3 separate regions of the Mus musculus genome follow, and regions 2 and 3 are each linked to region 1. Evidence: chromatin loops called from intact Hi-C (ENCODE). Cell type or tissue: left cerebral cortex. All regions are shown on one strand. Each heading gives the region's core, and the rest is flanking DNA. Links, peaks and the distances in the headings are about the cores only.

What was found. Peaks named below come from ENCODE experiments on the same cell type or tissue, not always from the same donor. Only the 100,000 strongest peaks of a DNase experiment are listed, where the experiment ranks them.
Region 2: a loop joins it to region 1, with 8 times the contacts of the local background. A loop is called at or near these places in 4 of 42 quality-filtered maps.
Region 3: it touches region 1 in a loop (23-fold over the local background); 2 of 42 quality-filtered maps call a loop at or near these places.

Annotation. Positions count from the first base shown.
Region 1 is chr2:109,611,945-109,622,892 of GRCm38, forward strand. No RefSeq gene overlaps it. Among named protein-coding and RNA genes, the nearest start is that of Bdnf, 76 kb to the right of the region's middle. In left cerebral cortex, for the core only: no CTCF peak of the experiment used is centred there; DNase peaks (open chromatin) are centred at 2,504, 2,698, 6,643 and 7,973; H3K27ac peaks cover 1,549 bases.
Region 2 is chr2:109,673,830-109,684,777 of GRCm38, forward strand. It overlaps a transcript of Bdnf not described here. Among named protein-coding and RNA genes, the nearest start is that of Bdnf, 14 kb to the right of the region's middle. In left cerebral cortex, for the core only: CTCF peaks have their summits at 2,448, 4,512 and 5,808; DNase peaks (open chromatin) are centred at 2,487, 3,066, 3,526 and 4,456; H3K4me3 peaks cover 3,092 bases; H3K27ac peaks cover 2,854 bases.
Region 3 is chr2:108,785,251-108,796,198 of GRCm38, forward strand. No RefSeq gene overlaps it. Among named protein-coding and RNA genes, the nearest start is that of Gm39905, 90 kb to the right of the region's middle. In left cerebral cortex, for the core only: no CTCF peak of the experiment used is centred there; DNase peaks (open chromatin) are centred at 2,267 and 4,114.

The sequences.
Region 1 (10,948 bases), core at 1,931-9,930:
CAGACCCACCGCTACACTACCATCTTCCACATCTATGAGACCCCTTAGAACTTGCGGTTTCTCCAGGCCATGTGCTTCTGCTCTGCTTTTCTTTGTCTTCCTCCTCCTCCTCTTCATCCTCTCCCTCTCCCATTTTCTCCTTCCTCTCTCTCCCGCTCACCTTCTGCTCCACCTTTCCTTTTATCTGCCCAATCATCAGCTCCCCTTTATTTTACAAATTAAGGTGGGAAGCAGGTTTACAGTAAATTATCTGAGTGCTGACTCATTCCTTCTTCTCAACCACTCACAGGAGAATGAAATTAACATCAAATATAATTAGCCCCAGGGCTATCCACAACACAAACCCAAAAACAATGAGCCCGACCATGGGCTGAAACCCTCAAAGGATGAGCCCAAGCAAACCTTTCCCTGTTTGAGTTGATTTTCTCAAGAACTTTGTCACAACAGGAAGCTGACTAACACCACACTGCTTTATTAAAGGAGCGCCAAGGAAACAATATAAGAAGCTCTTATTACTGGCAGTTTGTATAGCTACCATTGATTCTCAGATACCATTCTTATTGGCTGACAGTGTTAATGGAAATTTGGGGCATAAAGTATATTACAGAAGGAGCTTAGTGAGCCTTCATTTTGCGATAAAAATGCTTAGTGAAGGAAATATCAGAGCAGACTTGAATCCAATTCTTTTTATTTACATATGTGTATTATCATGTGGGCTTTAAATATATCTACCATTTTCACATTATAATACCCAGAAAGGCACATGATATGTTAATTATGCCTTAGCAATGGCTAACAGTTACTGGACACTGACTGACAATAGTACATGCACTATTTTATTGACCATCACCAGAACCCCAGTGGCATTAGTTATTCTCACCATTTTGATAAAAGAGAAAGTGGAAAACTAGGAAGAGTAGCTTACTTGCCAAAAGTAGATAAGTCTACAACTGCATGGGTGCTGTGGACTTGAAGCCATCAAGTTTAGCATAATGATAAACCATGACTTGATCCTATTTCTCCACTAGAAGCCCTTTCCCTGAGTTCACTCTTTAGAACTCTCAGTCAGCAGGGAACACAATCAGACCAGTGAAAGTGTAGAAAGCCTTAGGTCATGGCCAGTCACCAAGGTAACCCAGTATAGCTGGGTTGCCAGTGCATTGCCAAGGGGTACAGAGAGTCAAGGGGCTCCTCCCTGGGCTTCGTGCTGCCACCAATGAAAGCAGCAGAAAGGGCAAGCCTACAGTGTTGTCCTGCATGTGTTCTAGTGTCTGACCTATGAGAACAGTTAACAACCAGCATCAAGGATGATTCCGTTCCAGGATTTCCTTGGTTGTTAGGGGGGAGCTTCCATGGCTGTGCCCATGGTTATAAAAAGTGCATTGCCCAAGATGCCAACAAGCCTATTTTCTTTGTATCTAAGCATTCTCTATAGAGACAGAAAATGTTTCTATACAATTTTCTCCATATCAACAAATGGACTTGATCCTTGCTCCCAAGCACTTTCACTTTTCTGGAGTTCAGGGTAAAAGCAGGAAAATCAAGTCCTATTTTTATCTTTGTGGTTACTTTGAAACCAGCTGTCTTTGCCTGTTTTAGCTAATAACCAAGCAGGCAGTGTGGGCTCTCCTCCTCTCCCTGCTTCATCTGGTTTTGTTGTTATTGTTTGTTTGTTTTTCCTTTTGTTTTTTCCTTGCTTGCCATTACTTACTTCTGCCCAGAGATTATGTTCTCCATTCCACTAGCTCTGCCTTTGCTGGCAGGATGGGAGCAGTGATCATAGCACGCTGATAGGTATTCAGAACTGTGCTGACCCTAAGGGAAGGACTCAGAAATGGGAAAGTGAAACTTCAGGGGCAGCCTCCAGAAAGGCACTAAAGACTTGAAGATCTACAGTGGACCAAAAACACCATGCAGACTTTCAGGGACAGCAACATTTCTCTCTGTGGTTCTTCAAATAAAATATAGACAAGCACTCAGAGGCTGGATTTCTATAACCTCCCATCCTCTGACATCCTCTAGGCTCAGATCCACCCTAAACACACGTTCACTGGTTGTACTGAAAAGGATGAATGGTTCATCTTAATGCCATCTAGCTACAAAAAAGTAATTTAAACTTGAACACACACACATCTTTCATTGTATTTCAGTAACAGTATTACCTAGTAGCTCTGTCATAAACGATGACGTATAGGGAACTCATTGCAATATAGAGATAATAGTACGCATCATAAAAATAAAGAACCAGCTTTGCTCACCAAATTCAGATCGGACTCTGAACATTGCCATGAGAGGCCAGCAGGGAGAGAGTTTAGCTTGAGGATTCAAACATTGATTTTTCTCATGGCAGGAAGTCCTTCCTGTACCAGGTCCTGGAAGATGCTTCCAGGCAGCAAAGTCGCTAGTCGTGCCACACATGAGCTTGAGCTGAGTTAACAGAAACTGTTTGCATTCGTGAATGAAGCTGGCTCAGAAAGGTTCAGAAACGAAATCCTCTGCTCTGCAGAAGATTGACATTGGAGTCTCAGACACACACTCCCTCACATCATCTTAGAAGGTAGTCCAGAATTTACTGGGAAATGTCTGGGAAGGTTTTGATTCAAGTTATTCTTTGAAAATTTGGGCAAGTAGTTTCTGTGCCTATTTTTTGAAGGACTGTGCCAAAATATGCTTCCCTTGCCTGGATGTTGTAAGTAGTAGAGATAATATATGGCTACACTTTTCAGATTAGGCTGGCAAATTCCAAGGAGTATTTGGCAGTATACTTAGGAGTATGGGAGGCCATGGCATAAACACAGGGCATGTTCCCAGTGTTTCTGTTTTACTCAATGGCAAATCACTTACAACCTATTTTTATATTAAGCCAAACAGAGAGCTTTACTGAGTAGAAAGAAAAATCTACTGCCATTTTTAAAGCTCAGAGTGATGAGGAATTTCCGAGATAGCAGGCAGCTGCTGCATGGTCTATACCTCTCATTCCTGAAGAATGCACAGTCTATACCTCTCATTCCTGAAAGATGCACAGTCACTTTCTTTGTCTTCATGAGACTTCAGGAGAAGATATGAAAAGCCCCGTGTGCAGGAAAGACCTAGCATGGAGACCAGTCCTGCAATGGGTTCAGTGCAGCTCTCTGGCTTTATCAGAGAAATGTGCTTGTGTGGTGGGCAGAGGGAACTCTCAACTGGTCCAAGTGCAGAGAAACGGTGTCTGTGGAGTGCTCAGCCACAAGTGAGGCATCTGGATCTCACACCTTCCCTTGCTCAGGAATCATCACAGAAGAGGTAGCAGAAATATTTCAAAGAGCTAGAGGTTTGGAAGGACCAGAGCAAAACTGTGGCTTCTGAACATGGCAGGAACGCTGCTCGCATGAACTCATAGCAACTACGGTTGCCTACACAAGCCCTGCACAGATCAAGTAAGGCGGCATTCCAGCCTAAAGGGGAAAGAGCTTTGTGAAGAGCTATGAACAGTTAGTGGCTTGTGAGAAGTTTGGTTTTCTTTGAGTGTGTTGTTTCTGGTAGGTCACACACACTCCAGTGGATGATACCCATACCCAGAAGTATATGAACAGAAATATATGAAATTGGAGCTTATGAGTATTAATTAAAAACAAAAGATGGTACAAATTTGGGGAATGTAGGGTGTTCCAAGTGGATCTGGGAGGAGTTAAGGAGAGGAGTTAGGGGTGTACATAATCAAAGTACATTGTATGAAATTCTCAAAAGCTTAATTAAAATGTTTACTTAACAGAAACAAGCATTTTTAAAAGACATGCTTTGGAGTTTGACCTGTTCAGTGACCAATAATTGGCAAAGATTATAATTTAGTATTTCTGGAACATAATTGTGTCTTTTGTCCCTGGTCAGATCACAGATGTGGATAGTATTAGGTGCCACAGGAATATTCCAGTCCAAGAAGAATAAAATCTAGCTAGAATTCGTCTGAAGGTTGGTGAGAGGTTTGAAGACCCCATTATGTGGCTACTATAGTTATTCTTTCTAAAGCTCTTTAGCCTGAGGAGAAGAGAGCATGTTTAGGTTCTCTAGCACAGGGTGATTATGACCAGCCAAGGTGAAGTATGCAACCAGAAGATGACGTTTCTATAAAAGAATCAATTTGTAATATTTGGACTCTGACAGTGGGAAAGAGAATGGGGTGAACTTTGGGCTTTGGCCCATAATAGCTTTGTGAGGGTTGAGCATGTTAACATTCTGTGGTTTAGTATCTTCACCTATAAAATAGTACATTTTATATACAAGCTGTGACAATGAGCTAAGGACTTGGTGGGATGGACTGCTGATTACTGTCACATTTGGACAACATTAACATGAAGCTAAGAAGAAAACACAAAAGTTGCACCCTATTGAAAAGGAATATCATAAAAGAAGAAACTGAGAGATGTGTGGAGGACCAACCAAGTGGGGTGGGGAGAAACCTTTAAGGAGGAGAGAAGATTCTTCAGAGACAAGTGATTAAGACTCCAAGTCAGTTATGAGTGACAGGATCCATTGAATGGTGAGTTACGGACTGAGGAAGAGAAGTTTCAGTGGAAGATTAGAAGCAGGAGTAAGATGGAAATGTTACAAGATGAATTAAGCGAAGTTGACATAATTCTTTCCAGTTGCTTGACTATAAAAGACAGAAAAAATGATATCTAAAAGGGAACATGTGATTTTTTTAAGTAATTCTTTTTTAAAGGAAAGGGAAATTTATGGTTTGCTGGCAGCTCATAGATATAGAGTCAAAATAAGCAGAGATGTTGAAGAATTGGGAAATGGAGAAAGAAAAAGAGATAAAGATAGAATGTGTTGGAAAGATGGGTCCAGACCTCTCTCTAGAGGTCAGCCCTAGAGAGAATGACATCTTTTCTTCTGAGATATCATGCAGGGAATCAGGAGAAGGGAGTAAAAACAGGTACAAACACAGATAAAAATGTATTTTAGGCTCACAGAATGTACTCAGAAGAGCTGCTGCAAGAATAACATGGAAAAAGCCATGGGAAGAAAGAGAAGGAAGGGATGAGCTATAAACAAGATCCTCAGGAAACCCAATTGCTTCCTGTTCTAGACAAAGAGGAAAAAGCCAATATCCCCTATCTTCCCCAGGAGAGTTTAGTATGAGTGCTTTGGACTCCCAGTGACAATGGCCACCATTGCAATAGCCTAGCAGAATCATTTCCAAGCAACAGAACTGTGTGCCCCAGAAAGCTCTTCTTCCCTCTCAGCATCAAAGAAAGAAATCAAACTTCTCTGCCTCTTAGTCCTTGGCCATTCAATCAGGGTGGTGGCTGGAGCTGGCATGGCTGGGGAATGCAGTGGCTTTGTTGTTAGGGAAGGTCAGTTCTCAGGAGGTTCCGATTAAAAGACATAATTTTTCTTTCCATTCTCAGATGTGTTTTAGGGGAAATGCCCAACCCTTCTGAGTCGATATTGACTTGTCTTTCTGAGAAGAGATGCCTTTAGCCCAGTGATCCTACAAGGTGGCCATAACTCAGCTGAAATACTCCATCAGGGCCAACAAATGAGGACTTGACAGAACTGGTATCAAAAATGCAGTTGAAAACAAATTTGCTTGAAAATTACCCAGTATTTTCACATGTTGGCTCAGATACCCTTTAGTATGTGGGACTTTCATTTCCATTATAAATTTTATACCTTTGAAATACAATAAATTAATTTAAAGTGAATTAAAATTCATGGGAATTTCTAGGGGCTAAAGTTATAATAATGATAATAATTTCTAATTAAGGTATGGCATGATCTTTCACCATGAGTCCCCTTCTGGAGGGATAAGTAGCCATCGTATCATTTTCAATATCAGCCTAGTTAAAAGTAGAAGTTAGTAAAATTCATGAAAAATCATACAACTCAGTGTCCAAGTGTGGCCCTGGGCTCACATGCTCTTCCCAGGAGTTCCTCTTTCTCTATATTTGAAAAGTGAAAACTAAATTGCAAGCCACTGTAAGTGCCCTCTTATTTGGAAAAAAAAAAGCTGAAGCAGGACAAACAATGCTGTGGAGACTTTACAACGTGGAAGAAGTAGGCTTTGGTGATGGAAGGCACAGGGTTGACTGCAAAACCTAGAAACTGGATTAGGATGAATGAAGCAGGGAAGGAAAAAAAATCTGAGCAGGAACTGAGCAGGTGACTCTACTGCAGCTTGTGAAGATTCAGTGGGAACAAAGGGGAACCTCGTGGACACGGGGAGACAAAGGAAGAGCCTGAAAACCCAAGTGTACATGTCCACAACATAAACAAACAAACAAGGAACAAATGAAGGAATGAACCAATGGATGAATGAATGAATGAATGAATGGTGTGCCCTAACCCCCCTCAGTCACCTGCTGATCTTTAAATGGTCCCCTTTCTTCACCCATTTAAATTCTAAAAGTCATCTGATCAGGTGTACCACCTCGGAGGAGGACCTCATCATGCACACAGCTTGTCTACGCACCAGCTTCCAGAGTGTAGGAGAACAGCTCTCTAACCAGCCTCCTTCATTTCCACAGATGGGGAAAGGAACGTCACACTCTGGATACCATGGAAAATGTCCACTGCTCACTTCAGGGAATCTGTTTAAATGCTGTGTTAATCTGATTCATTTTCCCTTGGAATTCATCTAGCACTTGCTCATCTTTAGATAGTGGACTCTTCCCACTGGAATATTTTCATGTCCTGACACAGCAATCTCATTCTCATGTACACTTTTAGCAATTCTCGCACTTTCTGAAAATATCCTGGATTTGATTCGTGATTCCCCAACTGTTCAAATCCTACTTGCTGAGAACTGCGTCTGGCATGCTGGATGACTCCTGCGGAACGTGGTTCTACCACCTCCTAAGATACTTTCCTGATGAGTCTGGCCCTCACTAATATCCAAGACTCCACTGTCCCCAGCCCATAAACCAAAGCCTATTGCCTAGTTTACTGCTATAATTACATGGCTCGTTAATCAGCTAATAGGCACAAGAATAGGAGGAGGAGAGCCAGAATCAGCTCTAGTGCACCAGCAATGCCATAGACTAAGATGCTACTTTTGAATATGTAGGAAAAATGAGATCAAATCTGAAGTGAGGAGGAGGCATCTCAATGGATTTAAATTTCCAAAGTCCAGCTTGAACTTTCCAAAGGAGGAATGTGTACAAATTGCTTGTTTGTTTGCTCGCTTGCTTTGCTTTGCTTCATTCTGTTACACTGGTTTGCTTTTAAGTTCAGCAAGCTATTTGGATAATAAGTGAGATTTGGGTATCTGCAAACTGAAAGATATTCTATCCCACATATTTGATATGTATGTATGTATGTATGTATGTATTTCACAAGAGTAGTGCCTATCAGTTAATGAATCAGTTTCTGGGGTCAGGAAATGTGTGATTCATTGTCACTAGCTGAGAAACAACCCAGCACCACTAAGCATGAGTTTCCTCCCTTCAAAAATGGAAATGACGAATGCACTCAACTCTTGGTCTTTGCAAGGAATCATAGGGCATGTGATGCTCTGATCCCAGAGCCCAGTCTATGAACAACACTCAGTAGATTTTCATGAGGACGACAAGAGCTAAGGCATCCGGCTGGTGAGCCTTTGTTGGGGGAGGCACAAGGAAAACTGGTGGAAACATGACTTTCTTTTTTTCTGTTTTTGTACTTGATTTAACTGTATAAAAATATAACTGATGAACTTAAAATGTTCAGGATGTTGGCATTTTTCCCTTCAGTTTTTTTTTTCTTTTTGGCTGCAATATCTTATGTTCCCAATGAGGAGCATCTCCACAGCCCTAACCGATACCCAACTTGCTGCTGTGTCTTGGCTCAGGTCTGAATGTGGTCGGTCGTAAGCTGCTTTGCCCGAGTGACTCAGCATAGTAGGCCCTTTTAAATTCTCTCTCATTCCCTAGCCAAAAATCTCTCCCACCTCTCTCTTCCTTCTGCTACTGAGATTGCATTTTGTATCATCTACTGGGAGATAACACAGTTAAATTGATGCTGGGAACCTTATAAGGGTATAAGCACTTTGCAGAATGGACGTCATAATAGCGAATCAAGGGCTAGTGCCAATAATAGATTTTCCTGGGTTTCTTTTTTTTCCCTTGCACATTCTGCAAGGCTCTTTGAGTGGGGCTGAAATGACATGGTAGCCCCAAAATAGTCTGGGGAGTCAGACTGAAGAAGGAGTCTCAAGCAGGCAGCCAAACCAAATACAGCCCACACCTTCTCAGCCCAAATTTATCTCTTGGGCCTTTCATGTGGCCTTTATTTGAAGCAATAGCAAAGATGGCTGTGGTGTTGGACAGCAGAGGTTCTTGCACCCTACTTCATATAATATGCATGAACTTGGGCAAATTATCTACTCTCTGAGTCTCCTGTTCCTTTTCTTAGCAATGAGCAAAAACATACAGGTGAGAGGCAGGACGACGGTAAAGTGCTTGGTATGCAAGCATCAGGATCTAAGTTCGGATCCCAAGCACTGACTTTAAAAAGATCGGCCTGATTGATTGTGTCTATTATCCCACACTGGGGATGCAGAGGCAGGAAGATACCAGGACTAACTAGGCAGAAACTCTAGCTTAACAGGAAGTTCTAGGTTCTCTGAGAGAACCTGTCTCAAGAAAGAAAAAGAAAGTGATAAGGAACTAAATCTAAAGCCAACCCATGGCTTCCACATGCAAACACACACAGGCAAGTATACTTTTACACACATGTGTGTATACATGCATTAAGGAAACACCCACACATATACATGCAATGGTTTTTAATGGGCATAAGGAGATCATAACTTTGTAAAGGTATGTAACACTCAGTAGGTGTTCAAAACCTGTCAGCATCTTTAATATTCTCACCTATAGTAATCTAGACATGCAACTTGCAGTGAGTCTGGACTGTTTCAATGGAAAACAAATTAATTTCCCCAAGATATAAGCATGGGACACACTGTGTATGATGATTGAAAAGAAGAGAAAAAGGAAAGGTGCCTCCCCTCAGAGCCTCAAACTGTAGTTCTGTTTTGTAAACTATTGTGTTTGTGTGCTTGCACATATTATGCAGATTCCACATTTACCAAGCCTTCTTTCACTCAATGCCATGATAATTCCTATATTGTAAAGATGAACATCTTCCCTTTAAAGTAAAAGAGCTGTGGGGCAGGGAAATTCTATAACATGACCATAGTCTTGAGGAATTAAGGGTGAAATTTGGATTTAAACCTAGCTCTGCCTGACCCCACAGTCCATGTTACTAAACTTCAGGGTACCTGCCCTACCTTTTCTGAAATCATTTTTTTCCTAAGAGGCATAACTCATACCCAAATCCCAGGTGGTTCTAAAGAAGAGCACATGAAATCAAGAACTGACGAAGCTTTGTACATTAAAAAGCAATTTATCCCAAGGAGCTACTGGCAGTTTCTGAAGATGAGGGAGACATTTTTCCCCCATTGGTGTAGACACTGGTGCATTTCAGCAAACAATCTGACAGTCATGCTCACGAGCATCATCCTAACTAAACTTATCAGGTTGCAAAAAAATTAAAAAGACAGGAGTAGGAAGACATTGGGTGAAGGGGTGCAGTGGGGGGTGGGATACTGTAAGATGACATGTATAAAAGTGTCAAAGAATAAAACAAAACCGCAATTTTAAAACAATTTAGTGCAAACAATTCTATTTATTATTGTGAAGGACATAGTGACCTCTTTGGTCACTCCAAAACCATCTCTGTCCCTAAGGGAAAGCCAAGCTGTAAGGCGCACAGCTCCTTCTACACTGAGCATTCTGCGACAGAGAACAAGGTGGCTTTTGCAGATCCACATCTGTGTCTCGAGTAGCGTGGAGTACACACTAAATCTGTATTGATACTAAGGAAACCACGCTGTGCTTAAATTAGCACTCAAAGAATAAAAGCTTCTTCAAGACAGGGTGCCCTTCGAAACATCATTTCTCGCACCGCAGACAACAGTGTTTGAAAGCTGTAACAAGAAGCCTGGAATGCATCTCAGACTCCTACCTTACCCCACAGTCCCTGGCAAACTGCATGCACGTTAAATTAAAGCTCTTTTCCACTATGTGTAACCTAAACAACATAGAAGATCTTCAGAGTGGGTTTTTTTTTTCCAGTATGTTCTGAAATATTTGAAGGCGTCTTATGTAGAAGTCACTATGTGTGTCTCAGGGGGCCTTAGAGACATTTAATTAATCAGTGAGGCCCAAGCCTTCATTGTAATGATAATGGAATAAATTTGCCAGAATCCTGGAAGGCAGGAAAATAACATCCAAACTTTGTCTCGTGTTCTATCTTAATTCATTAGGGTCACTTCTGCAAATGCCTGGTGACCCTAAAATTCTACCTAACCTCCTTGGAGTTTGGATGGATAGCACTTGCTCTCGGGAGTTTATGCTTGCCTTGCCCTTTTTTTCCCCTCAGGTACACACTCATGCATCTCACACACACACACACACACACACACACACACACACACACACACACACACACACACAATTTCCATGGAAACCAAACAAAGCCAAAAAAAATCGAAAGGCAGTACAGAAATTACAAAAGGGCTCACAGCCGGTTTTCTGATTTTTCTCTAAAGCTATCCAGCACTGAGACCCTTCTCAGGTTTCTGGAAGTCTGTGTTATTTAACTTAATGGTGGGAGGTGAGTTCTTTAAGTTGAGGCTAAATAATCATGCAATGGTGTGTTACAGTAAATACCTGAGATAGGCTAATTTTAAAGCAACCAGCTACTGGAGAGAAACCACTTCTGACCTTTAATCTGAGAATCTCCTTTGCTCAGTGAAGCCAGAGGTGTGGAATGCAATAAAAAATGAGCATGGGGATAAATATGACCATTAACTGCTTTCCATGCTTCCTAAATCCATAGCCTAAAGTGCACCCACACAATAGAAAACTGAGATCTTAAAGAGGAGGACTCATAGGTGCTGATGGAGAAATGTCAAGGAGAC
Region 2 (10,948 bases), core at 2,001-10,000, 62 kb after region 1:
CACCCCTCCCCCACCGCATCCGCCTTTCAAGAGATTATTTTTACACGCCCGCGCACACGCGCACACACATACGGGGGGAGGAGGTTTATTTTATTGTGACTCTTCTTGAAGTTCATCTCTTTCCTTCCAACTTACTTTCCTCCAACACGTGACCTCTCCACTTCCCAGCCTGCGCAGTCACTAGTGGGAAGTGTAGTGGCCAGCGCGAGGCTTCCTGGGAGAGCCCCCCCGCCCGAAGCCCACCTCCTGGAGCTTGCGGCTTCAGTTCTCAACCCCGGGAAGCACCCAAAATAGGGCAGCGACTCTGGGGAGGAAGCACGGAGCCGGAGCCGACGCGGAGCTGGGAGACTAGCGCCGATCTTCCCCTCCTAGCCTACACCTTTTCGCTCAGAGCTCCAGGGCGGACCTAGCCGCGCACAGAGGCTGTTAACTCTCATTTGAGAAGCCATAAGCCATTAGAGCAAACGCAGTCATAACTTCATTCAACTCAAGCCGCTTGAGAGCTTGGCTTGCACAGGTTCCTGTGGGCAACTAGTGGCTCGCCCGGGTGCCTCTCGCCTAGTCATCAGTCCCTAAGAGGAAAAGGGAAAGTTGTGGGGCTGATGCGCTCTTCGATTCACGCAGTTGTTCCCTAGAACAAGTCACTCCCGCTCCATCACCCAGCCCCCCCCCCCCCTCCCATTTGATCATCACTCACGACCACGTCCGCTGGAGACCCTTAGTCATGGTGGGGGAGGGGCACGAACTTTTCTAAGAAGTTTCCTTTTTACCAAGGGAGTCACAGTGAGTTGGTCACGTAACTGGCTCAGAGAGGCTGCCCTGGCCCCCTCCCCTCGCCCCCTCCCCGCTGCGCTTTTCTGGTATTCTTATTAAAGCAGTAGCCGGCTGGTGCAGAAAAGCAACAAGTTCCCCAGCGGTCTTCCCGCCCTAGCTTGACAAGGCGAAGGGTTTCTTACCTGGCGACAGGGAAATCTCCTGAGCCGAGCTCATCTTTGCCAGAGCCCCAGGTGTGACCTGAGCAGTGGGCAAAGGATCGGCGTGCAAATTGGATTATTTTTATGGGGGTACTCTGAAACTCCCTCACTTTCTCTGGGAACTTTTTGTGCTAGGGCTCAGTGACAGGCGTTGAGAAAGCTGCTTCAGGAAACGCCCGCTATATAGCAGGGCAATTGGACAGTCATTGGTAACCTCGCTCATTCATTAGAATCACGTAAGAACTCAAAGGGAAACGTGTCTCTCAGAATGAGGGCGTTTGCGTAAATCTATAGGTTTTTCAACATCGATGCCAGTTGCTTTGTCTTCTGTAGTCGCCAAGGTGGATGAGAGTTGAAGCTTTGCGGATATTGCGAAGGGTTATTAGATTCATAAGTCACACCAAGTGGTGGGCGATCCACTGAGCAAAGCCGAACTTCTCACATGATGACTTCAAACAAGACACATTACCTTCCTGCATCTGTTGGGGAGACAAGATTTTAAGACACTGAGTCTCCAGGACAGCAAAGCCACAATGGTGAGTAGCAATAAACCGTGCATTATAATTGAAAAATCTTGACATGTTGCCTAACAACAGGCATATCATGGCTCTTCCTAGCACTTCACACGCCAAAGAACAGCAGCTATTCAGGCCAGGGGAATCGGGTTTACCCACTGCAAGTTTAATTGGAATCATTTGAGATTTAACACAGCAGTGGGGAACTGCGTGGAACAAACTTGGAACTGGAGGGGGTTGTTATACTGGCTGTTCAAAGCTGATGCTTGTCTGACAACCGTCTTGTATTCCATCCTTTGCTTTACTGTATGGTGTGTGAGCATATTGTATGATTTATATGTGGGCATATAATTGACATCCGCAAGGGGGTTAATTTCAATCTAAAAACAATAATGTTATTAGTTTGGGGCTGGGGTGGAGAGGGTAAGAGTGGGTTAGAGACTAAGAGTTTAGGTGAGGATAGTGGTGGAGTTGGGGGCGAGAGGAATAAGTCAGAAGTGTCTATCTATAATGAAATGGGTAATGCTCGCATACGTGGAAAGGGTCTCATCAACATGTGATCAACTATTAACAGGATGGCTTTGGCAAAGCCATCCACACGTGACAAAACGTAAGGAAGTGGAAGAAACCGTCTAGAGCAATATCAAGTACCACTTAATTAGAGAATATTTTTTTAACCTTTTCCTCCTCCTGCGCCGGGTGTGTGATCCCGGAGAGCAGAGTCCATTCAGCACCTTGGACAGAGCCAGCGGATTTGTCCGAGGTGGTAGTACTTCATCCAGGTATTCTTTTCCTCGCTGTCAAGCCAACCCGGTGTCGCCCTTAAAAAGCGTCTTTTCCGAGGTTCGGCTCACACCGAGATCGGGGCTGGAGAGAGAGTCAGATTTTGGAGCGGAGCGTTTGGAGAGCGAGCCCCAGTTTGGTCCCCTCATTGAGCTCGCTGAAGTTGGCTTCCTAGCGGTGTAGGCTGGAATAGACTCTTGGCAAGCTCCGGGTTGGTATACTGGGTTAACTTTGGGAAATGCAAGTGTTTATCACCAGGATCTAGCCACCGGGGTGGTGTAAGCCGCAAAGAAGGTAAGCACCGGGGCGGGGACCCTGCATCCCCAATTCTTGAGCTATTTTGATACTCGATCTTCCGGAAAGGACGCGTAGTGGAGAGGAGGAAGTGGAGAGAGAGCATGAGAAATGGTTGTTTCTTGGTATTTGGCTAGTTTAAATTGACCTAGGTGAGAACCTGGGGCAAATCGAGGTGGAGGAAGCTCAATCTTCCTGCGGATATAATGAGTTTAGTTAACTTGGAACTGCAAATATCTGATTCAAATGTAAGATTTCTCTCATTCCCCCTTTCCCTCCCTCTTTTCCGTTCTTTTTGCTTGTGTGTGGTGTGTGTGCGTGTACAGTAGATTCATTACTAATTATGAAGCTTTTTACACAACATTCGATTTCCTAAGATTTGACTTTGTACCATTTAGAACAAGAGGATGGAGGGAATGTGCAGTGGGGAAAGAGGAGGTGGAAGCTGGGAGAGGGACGGAGGTTAGCTAAATACCCACAAAAATGAATCAAGGTAATTTCAGCTCCTCTAGTGAGGAGGATTCATTCTCTCGGTATCCCTGCCTCCCTCTCTTTCCCCCCTCCCTACCTCCTTCCCGCCCCCCTTTTCCACCCCGCCCCCTCCTCCTGCTTCCATCCCTCCCTCATTTTCTCTCTACCTCTCCATCGCCCTCACGATCCTCGATGGATAGTTCTTTATGTTTGGGTGATTTTTTTTTTTTACCCCTTTCTATCATCCCTCCCCGAGAGTTCCGGGTGCTGGCTTGGAGGGCTCCTGCTTCTCAAGGGAAGGGGGGCCGCTGAGACTGCGCTCCACTCCCTGCCGGGCCGGATGCTTCATTGAGCCCAGGTCCGAGTCAGGCGGGGTAACTCAGGGAGGAGGGGGGTGCTCCGCTCCGGAGTGGAAGGTCCTTTCTAGATCGAAGAGCCCGGGAACGGCCCGGGGAGGGGGCCTGGGTGGTTTGTGGAGGTGGAGAAGAACACTCCTAGCTCCGTGCGGCGGCAGGACCGAGCCACCAATCAGCGGGGCGCGCAGACCGCCCAGCCAAGCGAGGTTGTGTCCACTGACGCGGGTGGAGGGCCCGGGCTCCCCGCCGAGCTGCCGCCACTACCTGGGTGGCCTGGTAGCCTAGCAGGGAGTGAAGATGGAGGGATTGGAGATAAGCTAGACTCCGGCTGGGAGCCGCCCAGTCTTTTCCTCCAACTCCCCTGCCCCCGCCTGCGCCCCCAGGGGACTCGGTGCGCCCGGAGCGTGCCACTGCGCTGTCCTCCAGCCTCTCTTCCGGGAGTTCAGGGACTTGCGTGCCCCCGGGCGGGGGGCGGGGAAGACCTCTCCACACTCTTACAACCCCCCATTCCCACCGCTTCCACCGCCCTTTGTTCAGGCCAGGAGCTTTGCCCTGCCGCAGCTTTCGGAGTAAGGCTTGGTGCCTTGGGACCCCTCCCCGGATAAGGCTTGGGATGCGGGTGAGGGGCGTTATTGGGGGGAAAAGGAAAGATTTCCAAAACTCAAGACTCAAGATTATTTTAATGAACGAAAGCATCCCAACTCTGCGCAGGTGGAAATGATGAATTCATAGACGATGCTAGGATATTGTGGAAATTTGGGGGGGTGAGGGGGGTGGAGAAAGAATGAAAAACAGGCAGTTGGATCAGATGACTGCCCATAGGCTGTTCGCCACACAAAGGGAGCGTAGGGCAGGGTTTACGGATCAAGCCTGCAGCGAATGGGGCACAGACAGTTCCGGGATCCAGGCGTTTTCTCAGTCAGATCTACGCGAAAGGAGCGGAGGGGAGGGGCCGGGAGGGAAGCGTGGCGGGAGGGGCAGGGCTTGGGGGCGGGGGGATTTCGGATCAGTCTGATGCAATTCCAAGCGTGCTGCAAAGGAACTCCAAGGCGCCCGCATCACCATCGCCACCCACCCTTCCCAGATGGTGCTGTTTTAAATACGGATCTGCAGGGCTGAACGCAGAACTGGGAGATTTATTGCAAAATCCTGAGAAGGGGGGCCGGGGACAGAGAACCAAGGGACAAAATTTAAAGGTGCAACGCCTGCTTTTCCCCAACCCAGCGGCAACCAGTTGGAGGGATTTTTTTTTCCTTCCTTCTTTCTTTCTGTCTGCCTGTCTTTGGATCTAATTCACCAAGGAATAGGTGTAAATATTATGACATTTTGAGAAAGCTTAATGGATAGAGAAAAAAATAATCATCTGTCATTCTAAATTGCAGAGTTTCCCTCCCGCGCCATGCCTTGCTCGTGAATACTTGGGGCTGCCTAATACAGTTGCTAGGGCTTTAGACGAACGCTTCGTTAAGGGAATATTGTTTTTAGTCCACTTGCCAATTTGTCTGACAGTTGAACAGAGGAAATTATAGGTATCATGTCTGGGCGACAAGGAGAAAAAATACTTACCAGCCTAATTATTTAACCTCCATTTTTTTTAACAATTTAAATAAGCCTCAAAAGTGTCACGTCATCCTCTTACACCCAAGCATCCTTGACTTGTAAGGAAAGATGGTTTCCACTGTCACTTTAAGAATGGTGCCCCTGATATTCACTATTTTTATGTATTAACATAGATCTCTTTAACGCAAAAGCAAAGGTATTTCAACTGCCCTTTTTGGAATCAGAAGATTAAAGATGATAGGAGATGGAAAGGGAGGAAGAGAGGGAGAGAGAGAGACATTTAACCTTATAATCTTAATAGTAATCTAGCCTACTTTTGTAGCCCCTGGTCTTGCATATTAACACTGTAGGTGAGATTTTTACCTTGGTCTATCTCCCTCAGTGAAATATATAAGTTCTGAATTAGATGAAAATATGATGTGCATCTTGCCAGAATCTTTCCCAGTATCCTTGACATTAAGACCCACAACACAGCAATTTTTGGAGGACAGAGAAGAACATCTGAATAGGCTCTGCAAACTGCCACTCCAGAAATGGGCCTCATCAGTATACCATCCTTTTTACATGCAGCATTTGTACTTGATTGAACCAGAGTCCTTGCTAATTAAAAAGATCATCTCATCTGTACAGTCAAGGCAGGAAATGAAGGTTGTTGTGTTTTTTTTTAAGCAAGCGATTAATTGGCTTGCTAAATATTGTCAGTTATCTATCAGTGTAAATTGGAGAGAAGCTTTGAAAAGAAGTGGGATCAACCTGTGTAAGCCGCTGCTTTCATTTGCACTTCCCCTACCAAGTCTTTAAATTCTTAATAAGAAAAAGCTGGTGAATTTAGGTCTTTCCTTTTCCTGGCCTGTCCTCTAGGGGAAACTTTAATAAGAAACAATGTATCAACACCAGCAAAGGGAGAAAGAGACAAGAGCCTGGGTGACCACAAAACAGATAAGCAGCCACTGAAAGTCAGAAAATTGAATTGAGGCAGTTGAAACTAAAATATGACTTACAAAAGGAGTTTTATTTATTTAGTTTTTAAAAAGTTCTGTGATCTTGGGGACCATGTTCCAAATTGCTCAGATAGCATTCATTTGGTTGTATTGTTTACAGTCTGTAAGTTAAAATGATGTCTTATTGAAGTGTTGATTTTTCTTCCTAAATAAATTCTTCTACGTAATTTTTTGCTTTTAATTAGAGCAAACTAGTCCAACCATGCAAGTGATCCTAACAAATATGAACTGATATCATCTGATATAAAAACTCTGCTGACTGAAAACTATATTTGTTCTGAACAGCACTGACTTGCCAGAAAAATATCTATTTTTGTAGCTTTCTTTTCACTCTATGGATAATTTAATGAGTTGCCTATTTTAATTTTACAACTGCTACCTCAGAAGTATCTCAAATTATCTTTCTTTTGCTAGTGTCTTTCTTTGCTGATCTGTCAGTGCATTGTGTGTGTGTGTGTGTGTGTGTGTGTGTTTCTAGTGGGAGTTTAACAAGCAGCAAATCTCTTAAAATTACATACTGTAATCCCTATAAAGAACACTGTGTAGTAGTTAATAATAAAATAAACATTAGCATTCAGTGAACGTTTACCACTTACTGAGTGCTCTGAAAGTGGAGGGGGTTGCCTTAAGTGGAGAAGATTAAATTTTTAAACAATAAAATGTTCTCTCCCCTTCTGACTTCAGACTGAGCATAATATCAAGACCATAAAGCCTTACATCTTTTAGTTGGGAATGTAGAGCTGTTCCTTTCACAAGTATCTCTAGAAAAAGGAGACATGTTCTATAAGCAGTGACGCCCCTGCCCCAACTTGACACTTGGGTCAAAATACTGAATTATCCTGCCTCCATTCTCGTTGGTAAGGTTTTTGGGGGTTTTGTTGGTTTGGGTTTGGTTTGGTTTTTTGCCAATCCTGACTCCCCCCACCCCCATCTTTCCTCCCTCTCTTTTCTCTTCCATTCCAACACTGTAAAAAGAATCCTGTAAGGAGTTCTCTATAATCAAGCGCACAGTTTATTTGTATTTTCTAGTAAGAACACTTCATGGAGAATTTTGACAACTCATTACAGGTTTCTTCATTTGATTTCCAGATGGGCTATGTTGGGTGGGGATCACCATGGCCTCTTACACAGGGAATTTCGGTGCCAAGCTGCAGAGACATACCACAGTGGACGGTCTGAAGGCTCGGAGTCTGTCTCTTCCAGTTTCAAGGACTGTGCTTGTTCAGTGCCCACCATGCCCCTCAGACCTATCTAAGGCCTCTGAGGGTATTTTAGGCATCATTTTCTCCTATTTTGATTTATCTAATTTTTTAAAAAAGGGATCTACAAATACTCCCCAAATTTGGCAGAACTAATGGAAAGTTTTAATCAGCCCATGACCTTGCCTTCCTAAATTCTTCTTTCCCTCTCTCAAAGTTGGAGGCTCAAAGAAAACAGGAATCTTCCTGTGGCTGACACACTAGCTAAGTCACAGTCACTAATTCCCCTGAAAAACAAACACAGAAGATAGGTCAAAGCCAAGAAGTACATTACTTTTACTCATGAGTCAGAGAATCTAATGGCCAGACATTTGTCAGAGGTCACTTAGTCCAGCCCATATCCGATGCATGAGTTCATGCTGGCTTGCTCTCTTTCAACCCTCTGGAATTTCATCCTGGTTTTGGATTCCTGGATACTTGTTTACCTTGGTAGATAGTGTTTGCCTATCTTAAGTGAGCTATGATGGCATTTGCTCCCAGCATATTTCTGCAGAAAATTAACAGTCATAATTTTATTCCATATGTATTAAATATTAATCAATTATGAGTCCCAAACTATGTCAGAATTTGAAGATTCAGCCATGAGCAAGACTGAATGATCCTTATCTTGCCAGAACCTATAGGCTGGTGACAAAATCTGACCCCTTAAAGACATCTGGATTTGTACTTTCTTCAAGAAAACACAGTGACTTGGGTTCAAAGACATAGTTCAAGCTTTATCCTCAACTCATTATCAATAACTGAAACGTCAACTCAGTTTCTGTTTCCATGCACATAGTACAGAAACAATGTTCTCAGGATAAGTTCTAAAGTCTATTTCAGTGTCATGGTTGACTAGTGTACAATATACAACCTGGAGGTGGATGAGGTATGAGGATCACAAGCTCAAGGCCTGCCTAGCCTGCAGAATGAATTTAAACTCAGTTTGTGCAATTTAATGGTTCTCTGTCTCAAAACAAATAGTAGAAAGATAGCAGGGATAGTTGAAAGGTAGAGCATTTGGTGGTATGCGTGAGACCCATGGGTCATGACCGAGCACTATAGGAGAATTGTGTGCACTGTAACTATTTCCCCTTTCTTCACAAGAAATCCAGTTTAACTTATCCTAACCTTTGATGATTTAGAATTTTAAATCACTAATTTTTTACTTTCTAAATACATTTAAATAAAACTTAAAGACAACAGATTTGGGACCTACATAGGAGGTCTCTGGATGTGGAATTTACCATTTTTTCTCAAAAATGATGATTATGATAGTTTAAATTGAACAATGAATGACCTTATATTTGTTTAGATTTATTTTAAAGGAAGGATGTGGTAGAATTCCCACTGTCAAATTTGAGGGCACTTTTCTTTGTGACATACATGTTCTATGTTTTATGTCATTTCTTTTTAAAATTAAAGATATTGCATCCTGAAAGTGTCTTGTTCTTATAAATAATGCATTATATGTACATGCTAATAGATAATTAGATGGTCTAGCCAGGAGAAACATGAAAGAGAACTGGTAACTCAAAGCCTGCAGAAGGTGTGTGGGCATTTGGACATCCAGGAAATGCTATAGATCTGTCCTTAGCTAACTCAGCCTCGTGGAGATAATTAAGAAGAAATGTGGGTGTCGAGAGACTGCAAGCCATTCCCTGCGATTGGCTGGATTGCTGCAGTAGTTCAAAAACAATTGGCACAGCCACCCACACTGGACATGATTGCCCTTTGATGAGGCAGCTATTGACTTTTATAAAGATGCCATATTTAAAATAACTTCTGATGCACTAAGGATGACAGACATCACTCTTGAATTCTATTTTAGGCAAATGGCAAAATACATTTCAAAGTATAAACTTTTTAAAAAAAGAATAAACCTTAGGGAAATTTTCTTCAAGCAAGCCATTTAGCAATTTGTAATTCCAAATTTAACAGTTCAACCTGAAGCTGGTAGAAAAATGTGTCTTATATGAGATCTTTTAAACTGAAAAGGCCATTTCTCTGGATTACTATGGAAAATAGAAATGACCTTTCCAATATTTTTAACCTCTGAGTGAATGCATATACCCTTTCCAAACTAGGAAGCAGAGCCCAACAGCAGAAGAAAAACATTGGGATCTTAGTGCCAGACTATGTATCAAGTGCTGTGATACCTAGAAACCCCATCAGAGACTATATCAGTGCCAAGGGAAGTTAAGACAGAGATCTCTTCAGGTTCACAGAAATATATTGAATATGTACAGTCTCTAAGTATTAAGAGCTCTGTAAACTGAAATATCCCAATTAAGTGTTCTCATGAGTGTTCACCTAAGCAGGAAGCCAATAGGGTAAAGCATGGCTGGAGAGATGAATGCAAAAGAGAGAGGAAATGTATAGCAATATAGAAATAATCAGGGAAGCAGAAAAGAATCGGGATTGTACAGGAGCTCTCTGTGGGTGTTTCTCCAGGCCATTTCTCCCTGGCCATGATCTCTGCCTTCCATGCTCGATAGTTCTAATTACTTTAGTAGAAAACCATGATTTCCTTGACTCTCACTTTCATCCTCCTCTGAGAACCTCTTCCTCTCCAATGACTTCCATAATCAATATTAAAGAATTAAGCTCTTATTCTTTATGACATGTTGAACTAACATGGGATTTGTAGCCATTTTTGTGGCATAGACTCTTGGCAGTCTGATGAACCATTTTGTAAACTCGTTTCAGAATACTACTTCTAAATGAAGATAATAAAAAGTTTATGGTTACAAAGGAAAACAATTGCATTACATATAGCTATAATAATATAAAATGTAATATATTGTGATATAAAAATATATGCACTTTTATATATTGGATAATCTAGCAGCAAAATGATTGCTATAATTTTGAAATAACTAACCATTGGCATACAATACAAAAATGTCTAGCTTCTGCTTGTAATAAAGTCTGCAAATACTACTGGGTAAGATCCACTACACATTTGACAACAGAACATGTGGGAGGAAATTATTAACATAGCATTGATTCAGAAATGTGAATTTAGCCAATGTCAACATTAGCCATTTGGTTTTCCTTTCTGGCAAAGGAAATTGGCATTGGCAGAAAAAAATTAAATCAGTTTTACCATTAGAAAAGCTACACAGTGTGTAAAAGGCCAATTGACAAGATAGCCATGGTGTGGAATATGTGCTTCAATTGAGCTCCATATGACCCTAATGCATAATTTTAGTATCAGCAGCAGCACAATTCCATGGCTCTAGAAATCTAGTCCTCCTGTGAAAAGGATAGGAAGTTCCAGGGGCATGGGTAGGGTATAGCTTAGTGGTAGAGTGCTTGATTAGCATGCATCAAGTCTTGGGGTTTGATCTGCAACATGGCCACCCCTGCAAAGCAGATCTTGGAATTTTAAGCTCGGGCTATTAACTTAGGTAATATTACCCTCAGAAAGCTAACAATCTTTAACAAACTCAACTGTCTGAAAACTCTTAGATATTGTCATTGTTACACTGTAGGAACATTGACAGAAATTGTGAGGTGAGGGAACATCTGTCTTACATTGACCATGTACTAAGCTCTTTGCTTTGCCTTTGATATATATTATTTAACCCTCAAAGTAACTCTTGGAGACAGATTATATTCTAATTATATAAACAAGGAAACTAGAGCTTGGGGAGTTTAAGTAATTTGCCCAAACAAACACAGTAAATTTTAAGTGGAAAAGTTGAACTTCAGACCTAAAGTTTTTTGACTTACAAGCTCATTTTAAAACCC
Region 3 (10,948 bases), core at 933-8,932, 830 kb before region 1:
CAGCCAGAACGGTTTGTGCAGCTCTAGAAAGCAAGCTGTGTTTGGCCTGTGCATTTTGGCATCCTGGACCACGGGATCTTGGTGGGGAGAGAGGAAAGGAGGAGGGAGGATGGAAAAGTACCCGGCAGTACCTCTTAAATCCAACTTCCTGCTGACTCTTGCTGACTCTGAGTCACCAACAGCATGCCTTCCCTCCCCTGCGGCCCATCCGCCCATTAGGCCAGCAGCTCGCCTATGCTAACTTCCCTCACTTGCTCCCACACGTGTGCTCAAGGTGGAGGCAACCCTAATGAGGAATCTCAAGGAAGCTGCTGCAGCAGCCATTTCTTCCTCAGCTGTCAGAAGGAGGCTTGCAGCCATCTCACCTGCAGGGCACACTTGGCCTCATCCCCACACAGCTTAGCCTTTAGATGAAGGTTTCCCTAACCTCTGTGCCGCAAAGCCTTCCCGTAGATTGAGACTCTCTCTCGTTGAGCCCTAGGCTAGGCTCTTAGAACACAGAGGCGACAGATTGGATTGCTCGTTGACGTGGAGAGCCTAGAAACTGCTTTTGGGATTTGTCCCAGGCACCTGCGCTGTGGGAAATCTGAATACGCGCGATATGACCGCCAAGAGGAAAAGGATGACTGAGGATTTCTAATAGTCACTGTTCAACCTGTTCTACCTGACGCATTGAATCTAGTTTCCAAAGCAACCCATACTTCAGGCTCAGTGTACAGAAAGAACCTAACCAATCAATCACAAAACTTGGTAGCAGCACGGAATCCTGGAGTCTGAATCAGATCAGGTGGGGCTCATGGTCTCTGTTGGATGGAGCACCTTAGGTGATTCCACTGACTAGGCTGTTTGAGAACATAGCACGAGTCTGTGATTTTTCAGTGCTCTGGGGGGACAGTCTAAGGCTCAACTGAGGTTTCTTAAGTGATTACTTCAGGAAAGGAAGGAAGGCATTTTTGCCAAGGGGACTGCAGAATCTCAGGTACCAGACCATTGTATTGTAGGTTAAAACCATGTCTCCCCAAAAGATATCCTGAGTTCTAATTTCTTGACCCATTACTATTACCTAATTTAGATATTAAATCTTATCTGTTAACGTCGGGATTAGAGAATGTCTTAAATTCCATGTGAATGGTTTCCCAATGAGGGAAATTGAAACTTAGATGTTTGAGTATTGAAAGGCACAAGAAGACTAAGGAAAAGTGCAGACAGAGCTTAAAGTCTTGTTTCCATAAACCAAGCTACACCAAGAATTTTGAAGACACTAAAATCTGGAAGAAACAGAAAGTATGGCCTTTCCTCTTAAATTCATGCCTCCCCCCGCCCCGTCTCTCTCTCTCTCTCTCTCTCTCTCTCTCTCTCTCTCTCTCTCTCTCTCTCTCTCTCTCTCTCTCTCGCACACACACACACACACACACACACACACACCACACACACAAAGACATACACACACCTGTGTGTAGATTGCTTAGTGCCTTTGCTGTTATTCATATATACATACATACAGGGCTGACTGCCACTTGATATTGAATACCCTATGCAGGAGTTTCGAAAAAATTCCTCTCTCAGCACATGGACCATCATTACCCACTGACCATCTAAGTGTAGGACTTTATGAAATGTTTCCTATCCTCATTAGCATGTTAACTAGTAGTGTTCTTTTATGAATCTTGTTCAGGCAACCATACTGCTAGGAGTTTATGGGCATTTCCCCTGATATGTCTTGGTGACACTACCTAATGGGAAGCATCCAAGTCCTCTGGCTCATACAGTATTTCTGTCCCCTTTTTCTAGATGTTCCCTAAGTCTTAGGTTTAAGGGTGATATAGCATATGAAGCAAATGGAGTTGAGAATGCCCAGGGATACTTATTCTCTGCATTTTGATGAATTATGGATCTCAGTACAATCTCCATCTGTTGCAAAAGGAAGCTTGTCTGACAAGAGGTGATATAAGCTACACTATCTGTTTTTACAACTATTAAGAAGACACTTAAAATTATATTAGTTTAAGAAAATGACTGTGGTAGCTTGTCCTCTAGGGTCTATGACCTTCCCAGCCTTGGGCAGTTGGTTCATTTTACAGTTCCAAGAATGACTTTTTCCCACTGAGTGGGCCTTCTACCTAATTAGATAGCTTTTGGCTACTCCAAGAGGAAAAAGTGCTACTACTGTAGTTTTGGAGATATATAGCCAGCCTTGGAGTTACTGTGTTTCACACACTTTACAGCTGGGTAGGAATACCAGTTGCTCCTGTGTCTTGTCAGCTTATATACCACCTTCATATACAATGAGAGCCAGTCTTGAAGGAGGAGGCTTCCAGATGAGTTCCAACTTGGTTTCTCTATATCCTGTGTCTGAAGTGTGTAGAGTCCTCATTATGGTAATATACATATTTTAAGTAGAGAAACTTGGCTGTTACATTATACTTTTGAGCTTAGCATAATCTATCATTTGATGAATTTAAAAGAGGACTTTACTAACAATATTTGAAAACCTACCATGTTGTCCCAACTGAACATCAGCTATTTCCAGCTATATCCTGAAGTACTGTTGATACCACCTTTGAACCTACAATTTTTATTTTCATCTTTACACATTGTCTACTTTTCACTTAATCAAATATCCAACCAGGAAACTCAAGTTGAACATGACCTATTCTGTAAAGGCATGACTCAGATGACTTTTATCAGATGTAAGATCTTTTGCTTTTGAATTGAAATTTGATTTTGAGCTTTTGGCTTAGAGCATCTGCCTTACTCAATACTGTATTCTATATTCTAGCCTCATGTGAAATGATATAGAATTAATATTGCCTTGCATTGTGGGCTTAATGGTTTATGCATTTTGGGACCCAAATCTCACCCAATGCTTTATAGACTATGTTACATATAGCAGTTGGTATCCATTGAGAATGCTGGTAGCAATATTTTACAAAGGGTCATATTCACTGTGGTTAAGTGTGCTGCATAAGTGTGAATGTCTTTCACTGTCTTGTATAGAGTAAATTTCCGTGTATTATTCTACTAGCACACACACACATGATATATATGTATATACACACACATACACACAAACACACACACACACACACACACACATACACACACACACATATATATATATTCTGAGTATAGATTTTTATAATACAAAGGACAGGGGCACAAAGTATAAGAATTTTCCAAGTGAACAAGGAGTCAAGACTCTCCTGGGAAATCCAGTGCATGAAGTGACAAAAGAATGGGAAAGAAGCACAAAATCCAATTTTTTTTTCCAGGAAGGAGGCAAAACAGGAAAGGGGATAGATAGCATTTGAGATGTAAATAAATAAATTATCCAATTTAAAAAAAAAAACAAAACAAACAAAAAAAAAAAACCAGGATGAACTTCCAGGACATTTTTACTTTTTGCCTCACTCTGCAGACTGCTCAACCCCATTCAGCCATCTTTATTATTTGTCAAAGGTTACAAGGACTTGTAGGCATCCCTATTTCAATCATCTATGTCATCATAGATGACATCAATGGAAATCTACTGAATTAATAAAGGAATCTCCATTAGCCCAAAGAAGTCTGCCACATAGTATATCCTCAAGGCAACAAAGGATCTTTGCATAATCATGGAATAATATGAACAACTTAAAAATAATAAGAAAATATAATTGTCTCGGATCCTCTCATTTTCAGATACCTAGTTAGCACAGTTGTTCTGTCACCTGCAGGTAATGAATGATGTGTCACAAGGCCTGCTGATAAGGAGAACACTGTTTCTCACCATTGCACCTCACAGGAAAGAGGGTCTGTTCTAGCTAATTGCCTAACGGTAGTGTTTTCCAGGTATTAGCAGAACTCTTCACTGAGTCATTGAATGGTCCTCATCAGGTTACTGTGTCCTGGTGCTGGTCTATTTTCATGAGTGTTCCTTCGTCACTAACACCTTTTCTTCCTCCTTAATATCTCCAAAGGCATCACTTCACTCCACTGACATAAAACACAAGCCATCTAAAAATTATCCGCTGTGGTTTCCCACTCATCTTCAGAAAGTGAAGTTGCCATTTATGGACACTTGCTGTTGCCATGTTTTTCAGAAAGTTTGCCATTCCACAAGCTGTTTTTAGCCCCCGTACCCACGACACTTCTACAGGCATTTAGTATTTCTTGAGCTGACGCTTTTCCAAGGCAATACCTCCGCCTCCTCATTGAATCATGCGGGCTGTCTCTTAATCAAATGATATTTTTTGAAGTGTTTCCTCACTGGAGCCCACAAGGTTGTTTCTCATTTTCTCCCCACACCTGCTTTATACACTAACTGAAGGAGAACTACTTACAGGCTTTATTGTCCTTTTTGGAACAGAAATATGATATCTGTCATTTTCCCATTCTCCACAATCTGGCCCAACAGTTGAAAGTGACTAAAAATATCAACTAATACACTGTTATTTTCTTGCTCCCTAGAAAATGATATATTCTCTCTGTTTGTATCTTGTGTTCTGTGCAATATGAGCCAGATTCAAAAAAAAATAATTAAAAAAAAACCTGTGATGCAGTAAAATAGCTTGAAAAATTAGCAGCAGAGAAGTAGAGTCACACATTTAATAGTGTGACTTTGGGAAAATAGGAGATGTGAGGTATTAGACAATAGAGTTCAGGGTGAAATGAGGCTTTGCATTGTATGTTACAGGAGGTGTACTGTGTGATGTGTAGTTGCTAGAGAATCAAGAATGCCTTGCTTTAGAGAAATAATGTAACTCTGACAAGATGAGCTACATAAGAATCTGTTTAGAAGAGTCTCCATCCATTTCAGCAATAAGATAAAAATTAATTGTAACGTGATGCTTTTCTTAAGAAGAAAGTTTTTGTTGAAGTTGAAATTCTAGGAAATTTGTTAGAGAGCAGAAGGTGAAATCTCTCAGACAACTGACAAAAAAAAAAAAAATGCAGTGACAAGAACCAGCTCAGCCACTCAGTCAGAAAAGAGAAACTGAAGGCCTGAGATGAGGGGCAACAAGGTCACAGGAGACCAAAGATACAAGAGAAAATCCCTCAGCACCATCATAGAAACTGACTCCAAGTTAGCCAAGGTCATTTACAGGGCTTTATTTTAAAAAAGAAAAATGAGAAAAATTGCAATCACAAAGAAAAACTCAGTCTTCTTGTCTGTTATAAAGAGTACCAATGTCTATGAGGCTAACCTCTTTCACAAGTTCTAAAAGAATACCTTATCTTGGGCAGTTTGTTGTACAATGCTTATGAACATGAAGAAGTGGAGAGAGAATTCTCCAGCTGAGGTTACACAACAGGAAGAACATAAGACTAAAATAGTCTACTTGTATAAGTTTCAGAATGGAAGCAGACCATGGAAATGCCTGTCCCTTCATTTGGGGGAAAAAATGTCAAGGATGGGAGTTACCTTCTTCTGAAGTGCCATTCATGCTAGATCGGGTCTGACAAGCTATTATTTGAAGCCATGAAATAAATGTTTCTCACTTGTGGGGTATATCACTATATATGTATGATATGACTTTTAGACTCTGAACGATAGTAGCAAGATAAACAAATGGGCATAATATGTGTGCATGAATTATTTTTAAAGCCAAACGCAAATTAAAACATTAAGCTGCTTTAAATAATATTCTATCTTATGACAATCAGAGTGACTACCATCAAGAAAAGAAGTGACAAATATATTAGGTTTCTTTTTCCTGTGACAAAATATCTGACACGAAATTATTTTAAGAAGGATAGCTTCACTCTGATTTACACTTTCTACCAAGGTAGGAAAGGCATAGGAGGACTGCAACACTAGCTACTCAATAACCTAACTGCTGTTAGGAGTTCAGAGCAGTGTCTCCTTTAGCTGGGAAAGGGGAAGGTGAATGAAGGACAGGAGCATCAGAGGAGAGTTGTTCTAAGGGAGGCCATGCATTACAGAAAGAGCAACTGGGCTACATAGGATAGGTTGGAGGGGGGAAAGGGAATTGATGTAATTATGTTTTAATTTAAAATATAAAAATGCTAAAATAAAAAAGAGCCACCATATCCATATTTATAAGACACATAACCTGAGCCCCAACCCCCAGAAGTAGAAAGAGTTGTACGTTATATTTTGCGATCATTTGCACTGGCTCAAGCTACAGAAACTGTGATCATTGTTACCCTGGTCCTTACTTATCACCTGCTTTCAGCCATATCATTGTCATAGTCTCCTTTCTAACAGCTTCCTTCCTGTTATCCCTTCGACCTCACTATTCATTACTCTATAATAAAAGCTAAAGGAATTGGTATTGAAATTTCAAGTTGCCCTTTAAACAAAATCCTTCAACTGTTTTCCAGTGGTTAAATAAAAGTTTAAATTCTTGACCATGCACGGCAAACCCTGAGAGATCTGTCATCTCCCTGGCTTTCAAGTGTCACACGATGTGATGACTTGAGACCACTTCACTTATCATAGTCTCCTTACTCTCTGTCACTTCCTAGAACTGAAAATATGGACTTTAGGCTTTTATCCCTTGACCTGAAAAAAAAAATATTCCCAGCTTTCCCTGGGCTCTTCATGTACTGACATGCTTTCATCTGTTGACTTAATATGCTGTCATTAACTTTGAAGGAACAACTCCTGTATATAGTCATTCTCCATAGCACAAGCCTTGGTAACCCGCTAAGATGACATACAGTCACATTTGTAAGTTTCATGACCAATGAGTACCACACCTGATATATAATACATGAATTCAGTGCCCACTTTCTAATGGGATATCAAAGTACAATGAAGTTCATATTTGCAATTATAAAACAATGAATGTACTATTGTCATTTGACCATGAAATTTGTCAAGATCCTCTAACTAATATAATCTTAATATATTGGATAGGTTTGAGCTTATCTTATTAGATAATGATGCTGAATTTCTCAAAGGCTGGAGAACTTATATGAAATCATATAACAGTAAATTTTAAATCATATAACAGTAAATTTAAAATCTTTATTCCATAGCATCTCAACTGGTATGTGCTGCTCTGTCAAGTAGAATCACATAAGAACCTATTCACCCAGGCAGCTACAATGTGCTGTGATTTCTGATACAGTTCTACAAAGTCTCATGAATGTACAGACTAGTAGAAGATACAAAGTGACTATAATAACTGGTCAGTGAGGGATGAAGCATGATACAGTAAAGTATTTAGTGATGAGAGAAGGAATTTCTCATCCAGAGTCATCAGAAAAACTACATTTGTTCCCCAAGGCTACTAGGACAAAATTATCACCAATCAGGTATAATAAAACAATAGAAATGTACTCTCTAGTCCTCCTGGATATTGTCCTCTCAGGGTCCTGGATAGGCACCCTTCTTTTCTCGTCCCAGCCTCCATCTGTGATCAGCAGTGCTGACAGCATTCCTTGACTTATAGCTGCATCACACTGTCCTCTGCCTTTGTCAACATGTGTCATAAGCTTTCCATGTTTCTAAGTTCCTGTTTTCTTACAAAGACATTAATCATATCAAAGTAGCACTCTTGTAATTGTATGATATAATGTTCTAATCTTTTCATTTGTGTTGTTTTTTCAATTTCATTCAGGAAACCAGAGGTTAAAACTGCATTTTACTGTTTTTTGGAGGAAACACAATATAAAACAAAATAGACAACTGTCTAGGTAGAGTAATAAGGATGATATTGTGAGAGCAGCCAGTATTAAAACAGCAAAATTTACTTATATCAATGGAGCTGTTGCTATAATGAAGCTGGTTAATAACCACTACATCCTAGTTACTATAGATGTAATATATACTTAACAAAGGTTGTGTTCTCACTAATAGATCTGTAGAGCACTAAAAGCTATGTGGCTCCATTATCAGTTGTTGTAGAACAAAGGACTCTCGGGGAGAAATGCTTTTTTCAATAGATAATCAAAGTATACAGGCCAAGCATTTCAGGAAAGGAACTGTAAAGTCTTTACTTTTATTGCATCTGCTAACGTCCCATTGGTGAAAAAAAGATACAACTGAGCAAGATAGATACTCTGGCCACTTTAGTGGAAGATGTATGGCAAAGGAAAGAAGAACTGCCCCACAGTTTATCAAGTTTGTAACCAAATGTCCACTCCCTGAATCTAGGCCTGTGATAATTTCTAGGGTACTCAGGAGTAAAGACCCTGACCTGAAGTTTCTTGTAGAACCTTTCATAAAATGATTTCACTTGATAGAATCTTTAACTATGTCATTTAACAATTACATTTCTTGGGATAAATATATCTCAGAAATGTAATCATGGTGAAAAAAATCTAAAATAAATCGAAATGAACATTCTCAAGTACTTACACTGTTCATTTTATTTTCATTGGTCGTTGAAGTAGACTTCACCCACATAATGTTCTCATGAAGGACAGCCTAGCAAAACAATGTTCCAAGAAGTCAAAACAAAGGAGAAAATTTCTTTTCTGATGTCACTAAGAAAGTGAGTCAAAGCACTTGGCGCCAGAAAACAAACAAACAAAACTACATTCGGGGGCTTGAAGAATAGTTTATGGGTGTTTCATACCATCTGAAATACAGACCCATAGACACATGCTTTGAGTAACATACAAAACTAATTTTAGTTTTGTTGGAATATTCCATTCTATCCTGGGAGGAAATATATTAGTATAAGGTGATGACAGCAAAGAGCCTTAGTGGGGAAAATTCTCTGTCAATATGAAGGGAGTCTGGGCCCCTGATATTTTCTAGGGTCCTCGGAAGCAAAGATCCTAACATGGACTTTCTTGTAGAAGCTTCCAAGAAGGATTTCACATGGTGACATCTTCAATTATATTATTTACATATTGTATTAATGGGAATATATTAATATATTATATCATACATTAATATATTGTCCTTTATGAAATGCAAAATGTGTCAGTGAGGACTTGACATTCAAGCAAGTTGCCACGCCCTTTCGTTGATAAGCATGCTTTCTTCAGTCAGATGTGTACATGTATACAGGTTTCCTTGTTTGTTTTGTTTTGTTTTAGATTTCAAGCAATACTTTAAGATAAATTAGGAAAATGGGCCATGAAACTGAAGTATCTGAGAAACCCACAAGCTATTGAAATTTAGCAGCTTCTGGTGACCCATAACAAGTAAAATATTTAAAGGACTGGAAAGGACCACTTTCATGTTTCCAGGACACAGCCTAAACATTATGCTGCAAAACAAATTATGGAAAGTTAACTTGTGAGTTTCTCAAAAGCTTAAAATGGGTAGACAAGGGGAATAGGGTTCAAAAGAATAGTTTGGTCTGGAACTCATATTCACAGAAATCAAAATCTGACATCTCTAAAGGATGGCATAAACATGATATAATATGCACGCTGTATTATATATGTATTAAATATATTTAATATAAGCTGAAAGTGGTGCTATGTATCTGTAACCCCAGTGTGTCTAGAGAGTGTTGCAAGGAAAGATACCTGGAGCTTATTGTTAGATACACTAGTCATGCTACTGTGATCCAAGTTCTCTTAGAGTCTCTGTCTCAAAAACAAAAGGGAAAATAATAAAGAAAGACACCAAAACATGGCATTCATCTCTGGCCTCCACATGCTTGTGCGTGCATGGATATGTGCATAAACGTATATACTACATCCACACATACGCAAATTTACACATAGAGAAAAAGAAAATTTACATAAAGATTATGAGCCTAAAATAACCTATGCTTGTCATTTTCAGTTTTAAAATTTTTATATGCCTCTAAAGGAGATATTGTGCAGATAACTCTTAATCTGTAAGAAATAGTTCCTTGCCACAAGATTTACAATTCAGAGGCCATCTCTTTAGGATGTGGTCATTTTTTCATTCTGGGTATAGAATTAGACGTGATGACTAAGGCTACATTTAAAATTGGGATTCTTTATTTCCGAGTGCTCTAGAATCTCTATTCCTCATCAGGGAAGTTAGACGAGGTTGGCATATCTTATTGTGGAGTCTGAAGTAATAGCAATTTGTAGAATGTTCTGTGCTTTCTCTGCTCCAACCCCACAACTCCCTGAGAGCTAAGTAACTCATATTTCTCCATCTGGTTTTAATTTGAATGTCAGCTCCTTAGAGCAAGCTTGACTAATTTATCAGGTTAGGATCAGACTTCTTTTAAACACTTATCAACCTCAGATTCCACCAGAGGCTGGAATCATTTCTCATCATGTCCATCCCTAGTACACAGCACTGTACTCTATAAATAGCAGATGTTCGGTGAAAGGCTATTATGTAAATAAACAAACTATTTGTAATTTCATTAAATTACATTAATAATCCTATGAGAAATGATTATTCTTAATAATCTTAAACACCATTTAAACTCTTTAGTACATAAAAAACATGGAAAAGAGAGCTATTTGCATTTGTTCAACACTTAGTGTGCTTGTACAAAGAATTTTACCTTTCTCAGGTTCTATGTGTCTTGTTATGTAGTTGCTCTATCCTTAATGTCATAAAACTTTGTCATTAACTTTTAATGATCATCTCCAGGCTATCAGGGTGTCACAGAATGTTTTTTTAACTCCATTACTATGGAGTTTTTCTCGAACATGGTTGATTATTAAATCCTGTTTGTGCAAAGCTCCCGAGACTAGAGTTCTATGACTGGCATTTTAAGAAACACTTCAGCAGAACAGCACTTCCACAGTTCCTTACGTTAAAGCCTATTGACAAAAAAGAGTAAACAGAATGAGGTGGATACAAAGAAATCATGGTGGCTTCAACTTAAATATTCACTGGCTTGATTCATAATCCTTAAACATTTACTTAGGTTATTTTGTCAGTAAGAGAAAGAATGATATCTGCCCTACTTACCCCACAGCACTATTATTAGAAAAGACTACTATGCAATGTAGTGAGGACAGATTCTGGTTAAAGGTAATTAGCTAAGCAGAATTTATGTCCCTCTTTGCCTGGAAATACATGTAAATGGCAGTAAAATGT